Linked DNA regions of Mus musculus: region 2 is linked to region 1. A link is a loop called in an ENCODE intact Hi-C map of the cell type or tissue named here. Cell type or tissue: heart. All regions are shown on one strand.

Evidence for each region. A loop is a pair of places that touch in the nucleus more often than their neighbours do. Peaks named below come from ENCODE experiments on the same cell type or tissue, not always from the same donor. Only the 100,000 strongest peaks of a DNase experiment are listed, where the experiment ranks them.
Region 2: a loop joins it to region 1, with 1.9 times the contacts of the local background. A loop is called at or near these places in 2 of 42 quality-filtered maps.

The regions. Positions count from the first base shown.
Region 1 is chr1:53,769,974-53,777,973 of GRCm38, forward strand. Stk17b (serine/threonine kinase 17b (apoptosis-inducing)) reads right to left here. Exons shown (of 8, transcript NM_133810.3): 2 at 6,544-6,706; 3 at 1,637-1,849. The coding sequence starts at 6,665. Among named protein-coding and RNA genes, the nearest start is that of Stk17b, 11 kb to the right of the region's middle. In heart, no CTCF peak of the experiment used is centred here; a DNase peak (open chromatin) is centred at 4,218.
Region 2 is chr1:53,863,761-53,871,760 of GRCm38, forward strand. Hecw2 (HECT, C2 and WW domain containing E3 ubiquitin protein ligase 2) reads right to left here. Exons shown (of 29, transcript NM_001001883.3): 18 at 5,076-5,159; 19 at 1,281-1,390. Among named protein-coding and RNA genes, the nearest start is that of Mir7681, 18 kb to the left of the region's middle. In heart, no CTCF peak of the experiment used is centred here; no DNase peak of the experiment used is centred here.

The DNA of each region.
Region 1 (8,000 bases):
AAAAATCATCATAAAATGCATGAAAAATGAAATGGCATTGGTAGTATCCTAGTATTTCCTGCTATGCTAATTTACTCTGAAGCTTCTAGAATATACTTTTATGTATCTTGTTCTGAGAAATGTATATACTACTCATTGTTCAGTAAACTACATGTCAGTTTAACCTTTTAAAAATCATCATTTCCGGGCTAGAGCGATGGCTCAGAGGTTAAGAGTACTGACTGCTCTTCCAGAGGTCCTGAGTTCAATTCCTAGCAACCACATAGTGGCTCACAACGGTCTGTAATGGGATCTGATGTCCTCTTTTGATGTGTCTGAAGATAGCTGCAATGTACTCATATACATTAAATAAATAAATAAATCTTTTTAAAAAATAATTTTCATTCACAAATTATTTTAGTCAAATCTATTTTCTTACATAAAACAATTGACTTAAAAAAAAACCCATATGAACAAATCTCTACTTCCTTACAATATGAATCCTAAAACGAAGCTCACAGGAGATGGGGTGGGAACTCAGAAAGCATGAGGCCCAGGTTCTGATCACAAAGCAGGTGTGGTGGCCTGCCTACAACCCTAATGCATAGGAGATAGCGACAGAGCATCTAAGGAGCAAGCAGGCCAACCAGACTGGCAGAAAGGGCACACTCCAGGTTTACTCAAGGACCCACCCAGTCTCAATGTATAAGATGAAGATCAATTGAGAAGACACCTAAAATCTATCTCTGAGTTCCACATGCTTGCACATGCTTGTGCATACCACACACACACCAAACGTGCATCACTCACACTCCATGTACATATATACACATACAAATAAAGTAAAATAGGACAAATACACTGTCACATTCAAAGGGCGATGCATTGTATACATTGACTGGTAAAAAGAATTCCTCTAGTTTGTAGCATTATTTTCTCTAAAACAGTACTTTCCTTTTTTAGTTTGTGCTGAAGTAGATTTACTTTACTAAAGCCTATCAAAACAGGTGGTGAACTCAGTATTAATTTACTATTCTCTTTCATATATTGTCCATCTTCAAAAACTAGTAAGTGTATTTGATGCTGAACTTGGTTAGCCAGCCATGGGGATCTTAACAGTCTGACACTCATAACACTTCATCCATTACTGAGTGCTTTAGTGTTTGCAATTGTTCACTAACCAGACGGATTTTTTTCTTTTGGCTACAGTTGCTGACATTGCTTTTTAAATCCTATGTACTATAAATGGCATAACAATGTAGTAGACATCTTTTACAAGCCCTCTTCTTGCATCATTTCTTTGGACATGTTTTACTAAACAGATTAGCAAAACATAAAACATGGCTTCTATTTTATTTGTTATTAGATTATTTCTAGACAAAACCCTCAAGTTATAAACTATTAATATGGAATTAAATTATTGCAACTATATTCCCAAATTGTTGGGTTGACTATGTTTGTTGCCTGCTGTAAATGAATTTTGGCCTAGATGTTTGAGGCTACATATTTAGCCTTGGAAAAAAAATGTACAAATATAAACTATGTCTCTCTAATATTTTATCAATAGTCAATGTTGTCATACTGTTGTCATCTGACATTCTGCATCGTATTCCACCAATTACAATAAACACCTTAAATGTATGAAGCACATACTTACTATTCTAACACCAAAATGATTTCCGTTGCATTTTCGTAGACCTCATGCAGATTAATCACGTGGGGACAAGACCTGGCCAGCTCCAGCACAGCTATCTCATGCAGAATTTCCGCCCGGCAATCCTGCCCTCTTCTCCTCTTTTTCAGGGATTTGGCAGCATACTCTTGTCCAGTTGATTTTGATATACATTGTCTAACCACAGCAAATTTTCCTCTAGAAAGAAAGAATAGGGAAACTTCATAACTCCAACTTAAGGTGAAGTCTTTCACGTATCTGTGCCATTAGGAAATTTTCTTTTTTGTACAAGCTGACACAAATACTATGTGCTCTTTTATTAAGTCTACAATGTTACTGTGTAAGTGTAGGCAATTATCATAGCAGAATAAACTATTGTTTTTACTATCAGTATAATACATTTCAGTGTACCTGATAATATCATGTGCCTAACAACACTATGCCTCTAACAGATACACAAGGGATATGGATCCTATGGAGGGTATTCAAATGTATTTTGGGATCATGTAAGAAATTAAGGATGATCAACAGTTTGGTATAAAAACACCCGGTAATGTCACATCTGTCATTTTAGGAAATTATATATGTTTTTATCTCTTTAATAGAAGTACTTAGCATCTTACCCAAACTTAAAAGCACAAAGATTATTTCTCCTGGTATATGCATATATTATTATTATAAGCATTTAGTTTTTCAAAGATATAAAGCTATTCTGAACCTAAGATTAGTCTAAGAACTAACAAACTATTGATTTGCACACTCCAAAAAGAGGCAACATGACCTTAGACAGGGAGGTTTACATTCAATCCCAGAGGGTTTTCAGATTGAAGCCTATCATAAACCTGCTAGGCTCTACTCTAAAAGATCCCAATTTAATAACTAAGAATAAACCACATTCTAGTTTCTGGTACTAACTTGGGTACAAGTAAATCTCCAGAAACTGGTATTTTAACTCCATTGCTGCAGCTACTCTCAAAAATATACTTCTAAACATAGATGGTCAGCTGATAGCAGGGTCAACCATTTAACCTAAGTGGTTTAACCCCCTGTGTGGGAGTTAGGAGAAGAAATTGCTTGCCTGCATTTTATTTGTTACTCACAAGAACCAGAACAACAGTTTCCTCCTCATTATTTTCCAAATACCTCAAAAATCAGTGTCAATCTAAAACATGTAGCTAATAATTAAAAATAAAGTATACAGTCTATAATATGAAGCCTACATACCTCAATGAAATAAACTGCCTATACAAACCTGATCCTTTACTGTTCAGTGCCAAGAATTTCTAGCTTTCTTGTCTCACAACTATGGAACAATTTCTCCCCTTAAAATGGATTTGTTTATTAAGTTTAACAATTACCAAGTCTTACTTAGATACAGAAGCAAAAACTTGTCTAAAACAGAAAAGGGAGTTGAGGTTTTAGAAAAACCCTCACCTTGTAAAATTTAGGAACCAAGCTAGGAAACCAAGGACATTACATATCTGAAAGACAGGGCATTTACAGTTGTGATGACGTCACTACTCTCCAGTTACCTGAAGGTATCTATGAACTAGAATTGCTTCAAAAACAAGTAGCAAGATTAACAAGTTTCATCTATTTTTACCTCACTATTTCGGCTTCCTAAGACTCTCTTAAACTACTCTTACATTCATGAGCTCAGGACAAAGTTGCGCAAATGTCATGGGTGATGGTTCTTTTGACAGTGTTCACTGCTAAGGGAACACTCTATGAGGACAGGGAACGTGTCTAATCTAATTAATCAAATCTATTAAAAAAATCTATACTTAGCTAACTAACACTTAATATCACCTGAAATGTTTCTGAGCAAATGCTAGAGTCTGAATATCTACTGTAACACCACACATTGTGCTGTTTTTAAATCCACATTTGCTCCTCCTCTTCTTCCTACTCCTCCTCCCCCTTCTTCCTCCTCCTCTTCTTCCTCCTCCTCTTCTTCCTCTTCTGTCTCCCCCTCCCCACTTCTCCTCCTCCTCTTCTTCATCATCTTCTTCTTTCTTTGGTTTTTTGGGACTGTAGCCCTGGCCATTCTGGACCAAGCTGGCCTCCCACTCAGAGATCCACAGTTGCCTCTGCCTCCAGAGTGCTGGGACTAAATAAAGGTGTGCACCACCACTGCCTGGCTCACATTTGCATTTTTAAACATTTGAGAAAGTTACATCAACATACTTATACAATTTCATATGCATATATTCATATAAATACTGTGAAGCAAGATAAATATTTTACCATTATTATCAGAGGCTTTAGGCGAAAAGAACAAGTACCTACTTTCTATCCTTAGATGCCAGTTGTAGTTTAAGACGTCTAACAGTAATCTTTAAACTATGTTCCTATACCAAACTGAAGAGAAGCCGTCAAGAGAATGTAAAACCTTAATAATAACATAAAGGGCAAGGCTGACTAGATTTCCCAGCAATGAAAAAGGTCTAGCTGTTACCCACGGCATTCTAAAACACACAATAAAACACCAAGGGATGGGGAGGGTAAGCCACAAAGGAAGCTGACGTTTTATTTCTGAATCTGCCTCCCCCTTCTAACCACAAGGCCGATGAAACTTTGCCTCAGCTGGGGGAGGGGTGGAAAAAACTTACCCAACATGGTAAAAAACAGGAACAATGCAGTTTAGTGAAAAATGAACTTAGACTTACGTTATATATTTCCCTTTGTGTTGCTTAAAGGACATTTAAAATTAATTTTTAAACACGGCTGGTATGGACAGATAACTTGTAGTTTTCTATATGCTAGAATTATGTTTCTAAATTACAAAATATGCAAACCTCCTAGAGGAAAGAAAAGAATGAACCCCAACTTCACTTCATCAAACAAGCTCACTAAGTCTGGTTAAGAGCTTGACAGATTTTTAAGATTTATGGAAGGCTTTAAAAATTAGAATTTTTAATTGCCAACGCTGAAAATTAAATATAACAATATTTATCACATGAGTCACTAGCCCAAAGCAATTTAAAGATGTGATTTAAGTCTCTTCCATGAAGCTATCTGATTCTGGGACACTAGGAATCTGACTTTTGTTTTAACCATAACCTATAACGAGCTTTTGCTTTAAAAGCAAACTTAGTCCAGCTCAGGCTGGTTCCTTATGCCATCCCTTCACCTGCAGACAGTGTAAAGTTAACAGTGACCCCACGCAAGTCCTCTACAAAGTTAAAGGGAAAAAGCTCTCTTTAGCCTCGATGCCTATTATTTTGAAGTTAACCTAATAAAGTTACTCATCCAAATAGTAACCTAGAAAAACAGGTAAGAATGCTCAAGTCTTTGTCTAAGTATCTGTTCAGAGCAATTTCCAGTTGTTTTACAATAAAAGGCAACTTGAACATATTTAGTCTATCTTCTCAACTAAGTAAAAGGAGATAATACTCAACTAAGAGGATCACTGATCACAAATTTTGATCCAGAGCAAAGGAAGCTCAAGTAACTAGCTTAGTCAGAATAATATGATGCTATATGACACAGACCGGGCATCCCTAGTAATAAAAATGGATAAGAAGAAAGGGGGACAAGGAGGAAAGAGAGAGGAACAAAATGTGGAAGGAGACACACGGGCATCTAATGGCTTCAGCAGTCTTCTCACAAAGTAAGACTGTGAACAATACTGTGTCTAATACTAGGCCCTTCGTTTTAACAGAAACAATCAAAAGCAGAAAGTGTCCCAGAAGAGGGAAATTGAACAAAGGAAGTCCGTCTGGATAGTGTGCCACACGATACATACTTAGGGAAACTAATGATGTCCAGCTTTGTTTAAATATTTGAAAGACGGTCAAGTATATACTGAATGTAGCTACCAAAAGGAAACCATGTCTATTTATGAAGGAGAGATTAGTAGAGCAAGAAGCAAAATATTCTATGTCTGTGAGATGGTCTCATCTCTATGTTATGAAAAAGGGGCTTTATGAAACATCTGAAAAAAGGAGAAAGGCCAGGACTTGCCTCTACCTAAAACATAAAAGACACAAGCAAAGAATTACCTTTCCTAGTCCAGGCAACTTGAGATTCCACACTGAGATCAGACTGGTTTTTTGTCTACCCATCAATAGAAAACACTTTGTAAACCACTGTAGCATAAGCCAAACATTTACCTCCATACAAACACACGTACACAAAAAACAATATGATCTAACTCTTCATAACCATGCTTACTTTAAACCTAAGAAGACACACAACAGATGAGTGACTTGGCACAGGTTTCCTAGTACATACTAAAAAGTTACTGTAGTACTCAATGTCAAGGGCACGCTTGGCCATAAGAAGTGCATACTTGATTAAGCCAAGAATTTAGACAGGCTTCTACTAATACAGAAGACCAATTCTTTGTAATATAAAACTGTGATATTAGATATGAGTTAAATATTCTTAATTTATGAGGGTATGTACATATGGAGTAAGGAAGTATCTCTTTCTATTTTAGACAGACACAGTAGCTAGGAATGGAAAAATCAAAATGTATTGAACCAAAACATATAACACTGTATTAGCCCTTTACAAATATTAAGTAATTTAACCCTAAAAAATCTACACAAATAAATACAATTATCCTTATCTCTTTTTCAGATGGCAGTGAGAGGTGTTGTAATTTAACTGAAGTCACACAGGTAATCAATGGCAGAGCCCAGATGAGGACTTGGCAGCCTGAGCTGTCCCTTCCCATTCACAGACACAGAAGCAAAAAGAAATGAGATCTGGAGCTAGGTGGGATATTTGATATGAACTCCTCCACAGATTTAATTTTCTGTTCAGCTAAGAAAATAGAGATGAAAGCTTTTCTTTCTAATCACTGATAACAGTTCTAAGTTTTATAACAAATAAAACACTGAATTTAGCCAGCACACATATCAAAGATATCAAAGTTTCCTTACCTCCCAAGTTCTTTTGGGGTAAGAGTATAGAAATTATTAAAATTCTCTGTTTTAATCGGCGTTTGAGGGGTTGTAGTTAGCAAGCCTGAGACACTTCGGCAATCGAATCTCCTCCGAGACATGTTGATGACTGCCAGACCTGCTTCTCTAGGCAGACTTTTACCTAGTTAAAAGAAGAGACAGGAAGAGAGAAGATGGAACTTAAATGTAACTGAAAAACAGAGACATTATCTCAGGCAGGATGTGCATTACTTACACAGCTCCAAATATAGTATTAAGATAGAACAACATAGATATGCTGATTTCAGGAGCTTATTCTATTCACAAGCGGAAAACGCCAGAAGCACACATAGACATAAATTGAATGGTAACTAAGCACAGCTACTGACTTCATTTAAAAAGAAACTGCTATAAAAATAGTGAGAAATGGTTATGATGCAGGTGGAAGGAGGTATCATTAGTATTGACTGTGAATTGCTATTCTTTAAATCCATGGCTTCCACTCACCTGTGGAATTTAATATAGTAATGTAATGAATATTTGTTTTAACTTAACATGTCCACAAACTTGGTAGCAAATTCACATTTTGTGCATTATATTTCTGTCCCACATAAATCAAGAAACAGAACTTGCTCATGGATTGGCTACTTTCCAAAACTAAATCTAGAACCACCCCCCTAGACCTTAACAGTTCTACCCTTGGCACAACCCAGTACTGAAAACTCTATTTTGCTGGGTCAATGACTGATCATAAATAAATTACCAACCCAGAGTCAAATCCATATCTGAAGTTCATAGTCTGAAACTTTTGGTACTTTTAGTATCAAATTACTATTTGATATTAACCAAATCTGTGTAATTATGGTAGACTCTCAGCCACGTCTATCTATGAAAGATCAGGAGTTATTCTGCTAGGACTCTCCCATAATACCCCTCTAGTGTCTGTTGCTGTTGCTACATCACCCTCCTCACCTCCTGCTGAGAACAACTGTTTTTTGTTTGTTTGTTTTTTAAAACTTTGCCACATTCAATTGCCAACTAGTATCTTCTACTTAGGAAACAGGCAGTGTTTTCTGTCCTATATTTTGTTTAGTTTTCAAATTTGTAAATTATTTCTATATAACCTTTGGTCCTGAGGCAAACACTTCTCTAGGTAGCTGGGGATACATCTCTTGGAGTCTGAGAATACCAATGCTGGGAGGTGGGGGAAAGAATTGAGCTGAAATGCCCCTGGGTGTGAATTCCATTTACATTCATTACAGCCAGGAGACCATATACAGAGTTTTAAGTTCCCTACTGTATCAGTCTGGTTTCTGTTACTATATTGAAATCCCCAAAGTAGGCTATTAATAAAGAAAATGTGCTTATTTTGGCTCACAGTTCTGGAAGGACAAGGACAAGGAGCCTCAAATGATGGTGGCCTTCTTGCTGGAGAATATCACAATTATCACATGACA
Region 2 (8,000 bases), 94 kb after region 1:
TTTCCAACCTGAATCTTCAGAACTGCCTTTCGTTTCTATTCTTTCTCCTCAGAATCCCACTGTCTCCTCAGCCTATGCTGCCCTTTTATCCAGAGTGTCCTTCTGCCTTTGGCCCATTTGGGAAACTTCCAGTTCTGATTTTTGTTTGCCAGTTTGGTCTTTTTGAGATCTTTTTTTTCCCCTTCACCTAGTCCTGGGAACCAATCCCAGGGCTAGGCAAGTTCCTTACCATCCAGCTAAACTTCAAGCCCCACCTAGCAAATTTCTATTCAGTCATCCTTCAAGGTTCCCTCACCCCTGCTATCTTAGTCTTCCTTAAACAAGTGTTCCCACACCCATGTTCCCAGATGTCTTGCCATCAGGGCACTGACCACTGAGCTATAGACTCACCACTGCCTCACTGCTTCACAGTGAACCCGTCAAAAGCAGAGACTGTAGTATTCATTTCACACGGCCATGCTCTAACTCAGCACTTGCATCACAGTTGGATGCTCAATAAATCTGTGTTACACAGACAGATTAATAGAGCTTTTCCTGTTTGTGGTATTCAATTAGACTGTAGCTTTATTATCAGAGCAATGTGTGAGAACACAAGTTAATACATCAAAGAGCATAGTAGCTTTCAGTGTCACAACCGAAGTTTGATTTTCTACTGAAATAGTGTAAATAACACATTGCCTGTAAAAAGATATAGTTGATATTCTGTCAACATCATGGCTACCTTCGGTAAAAAAATCATTTGTAAAGATCGACTCCATATCATTTACACACCTGAGCATTCATCACCCCCTAATTCCCATCTGCCTCTTCTAAAAGAGTTCAAATAAGTTTCACCCATTAGCTTGTTTCATCCGCCCATTCATCCCCCTCACACCATCTTAGACAATTAGTTAATACAACAGGAGAAAAATACCCAAGTCCATTATACCAAATAGTTTAAACTCTCAACTTTTTTTTCTTGAGAGTGGAAACATTTTTATTGTCTATCAAAGCTGTACCCCAACTAACTTTTTAAATCAAAAGAGCTCGCAAAATATTTTGTGCCCTAATATTTTCCAAGAAACATTAAGCAGTAGGCAGCAGGATGTAAAGTAGATTCTACAGCAGGATATGTTACACTACTGCCATTTATCTTTATAAGCTTTCAGTCAAAATGAACTTACAAGGAAGCGAGCTACTTAAAAAGGCAGCAAATACCACGCAGTGTGTCCTTATCAGCAGGCAGAGCACTCCATACCTGTGCTTCTCAGAGAATTCCCATATGTAGTAGGAAGACTCACCTGGTGAGTTCTGGGGAGATGATACGGGGGAGCCACGCGGGGACTGACAGTAGCTGGGGTGGAGTAAGGCATGAGGAGGCACATATGACATTATCTCTTCCTCGAATAAGCTAGGAAAAGACATGGAACAGAGGATATACGTTAGCCAATGAGGCCAAGTAAGCTGCTTCCACAGTGAGGAGGAGGTAGGATTCTATGAGGGCTTTCTTGTTTTCTTCCATTGTGATTTAACAGGTAGTTTCCTTCCATAGTTTCATACTCAGAAACATCCGTGCACAGATAAAACATAGTTTTGTCATAAACATTGCTAAATGTTGTCTGTAAGTATTTATTATGCTTGAATTTTACCTACATCCTCAATCAAAAATATTATTGTAGTCTGATATCTGTGTGGATACATAAAGGTTTAGGTGGCTGTATATCAGGCCATTCTATGAATATACTAGTTTATTATCCCTATGTCTTTCCCCAACTTCCTGCTTTTTATTACCAATGGCACCAAGAATGTTCTCTACATGGTATCCCCTGTACCTGTGAGTTTCATAGTGTGAATACAGTACATATACAAAGTCAGATTTGTTCAGTCAAAGCACACACCCACCCAATCCACCCTGACCTCTTCATCAAGCCCTGCATCTTTTGCTATACAACTTTAAAACTTTTTATACATCCAAATTTACTAATTACTTCCTATTTCATATGTCTGAATTTACTAATCACTCGATAAACCTGATAAAAGTACATTTTAAATCAAATCAGTTATTGAGAGTATATAGGAAATGAATAATCAATAACAAATTCAAGTCATTTACATTTTTTATATTTTATAATAGCAATAGAAAAATATCTTTACATGGGTTTAATGTGATTTGAATCATATCCTAAAGCTACACAGACTCTCTCACACCTTAGTGTACAGATAACCAAGTACATTTTTACCAGAACTAATTCTCTTCTTTAAAATATAAAACACCAAGGAGACACAGATTCACTTAGTATGTGGCAAGCACACTCTTAAGCCTTTGACTGAAATAAACTTAAAGTAAAATACAGAAGAACTTAGAATGTGAATAGACAACCCCCCACTTCCAATAAGTAGTAAATATTATTTATTAAAGACAGATAGTATATTGCTTCATTGCATACTATTAATAAATACATTTAATAAATGAAATGACAGTCAAGACCTAAATGTACAACATGCCATAACTGTAGAATCACTATGTGTGAGTAAATTTTCCAACTTCTTCAAAGGCCCTTTAGTTTCAGTGAACATACTTATTTCCCCAAGCAGGTGAGGAAGCAATCTTGCTCTTTATTTGTGAGATCGTTTTACATATAAGAAACTCAGATAGACTGTGGTAGTTAGCTATAATTAACTAAGATATTTAAGACTTACCATCTAAAGACTGTTTAACTAAGGAGAGAAGAAGATTGAGACTTGTAGCCAAGGCCATGCCATTTTAAAAAGCTTTTCCCTTTTGGTTTCTGGGCAGTGAGACTACAGCAATCCTCATTCCAGACATATTTTCCTAATCCCGCCTCTCCCCCTGCTGACACCTGACAATGGCTGCCCAGGGATGTTTACCCACCACAAGACATTCTTTTTCTTAATACTCAGCTTTCATCCTTTGCTCCCTGTAATGGCTGATTTCAGACTCCTCCCCAGTCTCCCCTTCTGCCCTATACTGACTTCGGTGCATAAGGCAGACTTTCCATCCTTAGGGATTCTCCTCTAGAGACTTTTACCAACCCCCCACCCCCCACCCCCACACATTAAAAGTCTCTACTGTCAGAGGTTGTTTGTTCCCTGTTTCTACTTCTGCCCGCCTTTCAAAAACATATGACTTTTGTTTTTCTATACTTTATTTTTATAGAAACATCTTATTCTTGCACTAGCAGATCAATAGTGTTCCTGACTATCTGGCAGGCTATACTCTTTCTAGAACTAATTCAGTACAGGTCAGTTAAAAGGGTCAGTCACCTGCTAGATTGAGAAGTGACACACCCTCCTCAAAGGTCTTAAGAGTCAAAAGATGGGGAGTAATTGAATCCTTTGGAATCTTGCTTTCATAGCAACAAAAATGGAAAGGGCTTTTCAGCAAGATATAGGACAACAGAGAGAGAGAGAGAGAGAGAGAGAGAGAGAGAGAGAGAGAGAGAGAGTCAAGGTCAAGACCAACATAGAAAACACACAAGCCCAGCCTGGTCTACAAAGTGAGTTCCAGGACAGCCAGGACTATACAGAGAAACCCTGTCTCAGAAAACAAAAAACAAACAAAAAAAGAAAACACACAAGCCTGGCCACGATGGTGGGCTCCTTCAATCCCAGCACAGGGAGGCAGAGGCAGGCTAGACCTCTGAGTCTGGTCTACAGAGTGAGTTCCTGTACAGACAGGTCTATACAGAAAAGCCCTGTCTCAAGAAAAAGAAAATAGCAAGAAAGCAAACAAAACACTGCCCTGTGGCATTGTTTAGCCCTCAGGGATAAACAAAGCATTGCCTGAGGGGTGTTGATCCTATGGAGACCTCCAGGGCAGTTTCCCAGCCACTGGATCCTGCAAAAGCATTTTATTTCTAATTTGCCTATAGTTGAGGGTTGATGTCAAACATGAGAAAGGTCTTTTTTTTTTTTTTAAACAACAACAAAAACCTTAAACTGGGTGTGGTGGCGCACACCTTTAATCCCAGTACTTGGGAGGCAGAGGCAGGTGGATTTCTGAGTTCGAGGCCAGCCTGGTCTATAGAGTGAGTTCCAGGACAACCAAGACTACATAGAGAAACCCTGTCTCGAAAAACAAAACAAACAGACAAAAAAAAAAAAAAAACCCTTTACAGTTGTCCTTCCAAAGTACTCTGAAATTTAAAAACTGAATCATTCTAACCACCACGAAGGGCAATACAATGGGTCTGTTCCACGAAGCGCCTAAATCCGCAGAACCATTGACCAAACCTTAAACTCTTAAAAACCATAAAGTAAATAAGCTACTCCTGAAACCAGCAAAAGGAGAGAAAGCACATGTTGGAAAAAGAAAAGAAAAAAGTGGAAAGAAAACTGAAAGATGACTTTTTGGTTTCAGCCTGGGACAAGGGACTGGCGTGCATATTTTCTCTACCAAAGCAGACCTGGTCCCCAGGTTCTCCCAGAATCCCTCAGTGCCTGCCTGACATACCCAAACCTGAACTTTCCAGCCCAAGGGCTGGGCTGCCCTTCCCCCAGAGGCTCATTCCTATATAACCCAGACATTTTTGGATTCTCTCTTCTCCCTTCTCTCTCTGCAATATGCTCCTTTCTCTCTCCTTCCTCTATGGCAACTTCCATGACCTTGGTCCTTGGGGCCAGTGAACTCCCTATTAGAATGCAGCTTCCCAATAAACTCATCTTTATATAATCTAATCTGGTTTAAACTGGCTTATTATTTTTGGTACTTATTAAGTGGCGGGAAAATAACCTATCAATGACCTCTCCCCTGCCCCAGGGTAAGCTGCACGTACTTCTTCGGTTAACTTCCATTCTACTCAATGAGTGTGGTATTTGATTTGTTTGTCTGTATATCCTTTTCGTCTCTCAGCAGTGTAGAAGCATGAGTAAGCTAATTTTAGGGGTACCCGATGTAATCTGAAATAAATTACCCTGAAAGCTGCATCCTAAGTTTTCAATATGACGATTTCCTTATGATTCCGAGGAGAAAGGAGGCATTTTAAGGCTACCAACACTGTGGCATATTATTTTCAAAAACATCCCAAAGTATCTGACAGCAGGAGACTTCCACCTGAGGCCCCAGTGTCACATACCTCAGTAACATGACAAGGTCTGCATCGCTTGAGAGCCGCACCAATCCAGGGGTCCCTTCCGTTCGGATAAATTGGATCTTCTCCCTGTTGAGGCAAGGAAACGGTACAGATGCTCATGATAGGCTTTGTGGATGTAACTTATTGGAGAGCCATATTTTCTATCATGGTTGTAGCATTTTTTTGTACTTAATAAGTGGCACTGTGCTATGGGACTTTAGGAATACAAATCCCCAAAGGGCACACTCCTTGCTTTTGAGAAGAACACTGCTGGGATGAAGTGGTTGAATGCTTGCCTAGCATGCAAGAGGCCCTGAATCCATCCCCAGCACTACAAGAAAAAACAAACAGCCAGGCAGTGGTGGCCACACCTTTAATCCCAGCATTTGGGAGGCAGAGGCAGGCAGATTTCTGAGTTTGAGGCCAGCCTCATCTACAGAGTGAGTTCCAGGACAGCCGGGGCTATACAGAGAAACCCTGTCTCAAAAAATAAAAAATAAAAAAGTAAAAAGTTTAAAAAAAAAAAAAAGGTACAAAGCAAAACATACAAGGAAAGGACCCTGTGAGCAACAACAACTTCTAATGTTGGGAGAAAACAATTATTCTGCCACCTAAGTAGCATCATAGACCGCACTATTCCAGACAGTAAAACCAATCCCCTTTCTGGGTTAAGGCCACCTGGGAGTTTGCATCTAAGCAACAATTTGAAAGGGTGACTCCACTCTCTTTAGAAAGCAATCCCCCAGATTTATCCCCTGCCATTCAAAAGGTATGGGTACAATATCCAGCTGTTTTCCTGAGGATAAACCTGTAAGTTACATGTGGTACAAACAGTACCTGTGACTGTGCTTATAGCTTCAGTAAAAGAAAAATAAAATAAAATAAAAATAAAAAAGAGCATGGCTATTTTAAATAATGAAAACGTGAAACATTTTTAATTGCTAAGACTGGGAAAGTAGATATTGTGTATAATGTAGAAAAGTAAATAGCCCTCCCATACCAGATACAATGCTGTGGGTAGAGATACAGATCAATAGAATGCTTGCCTGTTACATGGAAGGCTTTGGGTTGGATCTGTAATATAGTACACACACACACACACACACACACACACACACACACACACACATTGCCATGACATGCTATTTCTGCCATTAACTTAACATAAATACATGTGACAACATCTTTGGATTCACAAATCATCTTCATTTTCATATCTTAAACTTTTCACATGAACATAATTTTAATAAAACATTTTCTTATTTTTTTTTTCTAATTTACCTCATGTTATTTCAGAGCATTCTACAGTAATGCCTTAAGATGACAGGAAAAAAATAAAAGTTTAAGCTATGGCACTGAAACCATTTCATTTGAATATGGAAGCCAAACATATACACAACTTTACTGTGAGTGCTAAGAACTCAGCATTCTGAGACCTGAAGCATAAAGCGAAATGTGTCTCTGGTTACTCATCTAGATTTAGTTCTTAGAGCACCTTAGCTCTACTTGGTATTTTTACCAGTTCCATTGTACCTTGGGTTCATAAGATCCAAGTCACCTTAATGAGATTCTTTACTGAGTTGGAAGCCACAAGGTTTATTAACAGCCTGGATGAAAAATCCCCAAACACATAGAAACGGACTTGCCTTTAGTCACAGTTTACAAGGCTAGAGTACAGGGTTCAGTCTCTTGTTTCCTCAAGCTAGATCCATTTTATGTTTATAAGTGTAGGAAGCACCTAACCTTTATGCTCTTGATGGTTTTGTGTGTCAATTTGACACAAGCCAGAGTCATCACAGAAAAAGGAGCCTCACGTGAGAAAATGCCTCCTTGAGATTGAGTTGTGGGGCATTTTCTCAATTAGTGATCAATGAGGGATGGCACAACCCTCACTGATCACTAATTTTAAGAAAGCAGGCTGAGCAAGCCATGGAAAGCAAGCCTTACAGTAAGCAGCACCCCTCCAGGGCCTCTGCATTGCCTCCTGTTTCCAGGTTCTAGCCCTGCTTGAGTTCCTGCCCTGACTTCCTCTAATGATGAATTATGACCTGGAAGTGAAAGCTAAATAAACCCTTTCCTCTCCAACTTGCCTTTTGGTCATAGCGTTTTGTCATAGCAATAAAACCCTAACTAAGAAAGGTTGGTACCAGCATAGGGGGTATCACTGTGACAGACCTGAACCTGGTTTTGGGGAGGATTATGGAAAGACTTTGGAACTTCCAGCCAGAAAAGCCATTGCCTGTTGAGATCTCAGTGGGAAGTTCTGTAGGATACTGGAAGATAAGAATGTTGAGAATAGTACAGAAGATGGAGGCTTGGCTTGTGACGTTTCAGAGGGGAAGTTTAGAGACTCTATCAGGGCTGTTGCTGTTTCAGTGTAAGATTCAGTGGTTCTGGTTAGCTGGGGCTGAACAATCAGCTATGATTAACAAGATACCAGAACTACTAAAGTGAAACTTTTTCATTACTGGAACAATTGATGCTGGTTAGCTGGAGCTAAGCAATTAGTGATGATTACGAAGATATCGGCATTACTGAGGTCAAATCTTCTGGGAAGTGTTTTTCTGAGAGCACAGAAAAGCTGAGTTCCAGAGACAGCCAAGATTGTACCTTGTGTTGGCAGCCAGATTTGGTACTGTGCAAGAGTCACCCAGGTGGTGCCAGGTTTGAAGGCATCATGGAGAGTGGCTGAAACCTGGCACTTTGAAAGGGCAGGAGAGGACACAGATGAAGACGCAGCCTCAGTGGCAGTTGAAGGCCCAGGACTGAAGGGAGTCATGAGGACAAGTTGAGGTTTGGCATCATGAAGAGAGCTTATGAGAGGCTCTTTGTGAAAGCACAGCCCAATTACAGCAGAAGACCCCAGTGTTTTGAAGATGCCAGTACCATGGGGATGACCACCAAGAACAGCAGTAGCAGTGGAGTGGA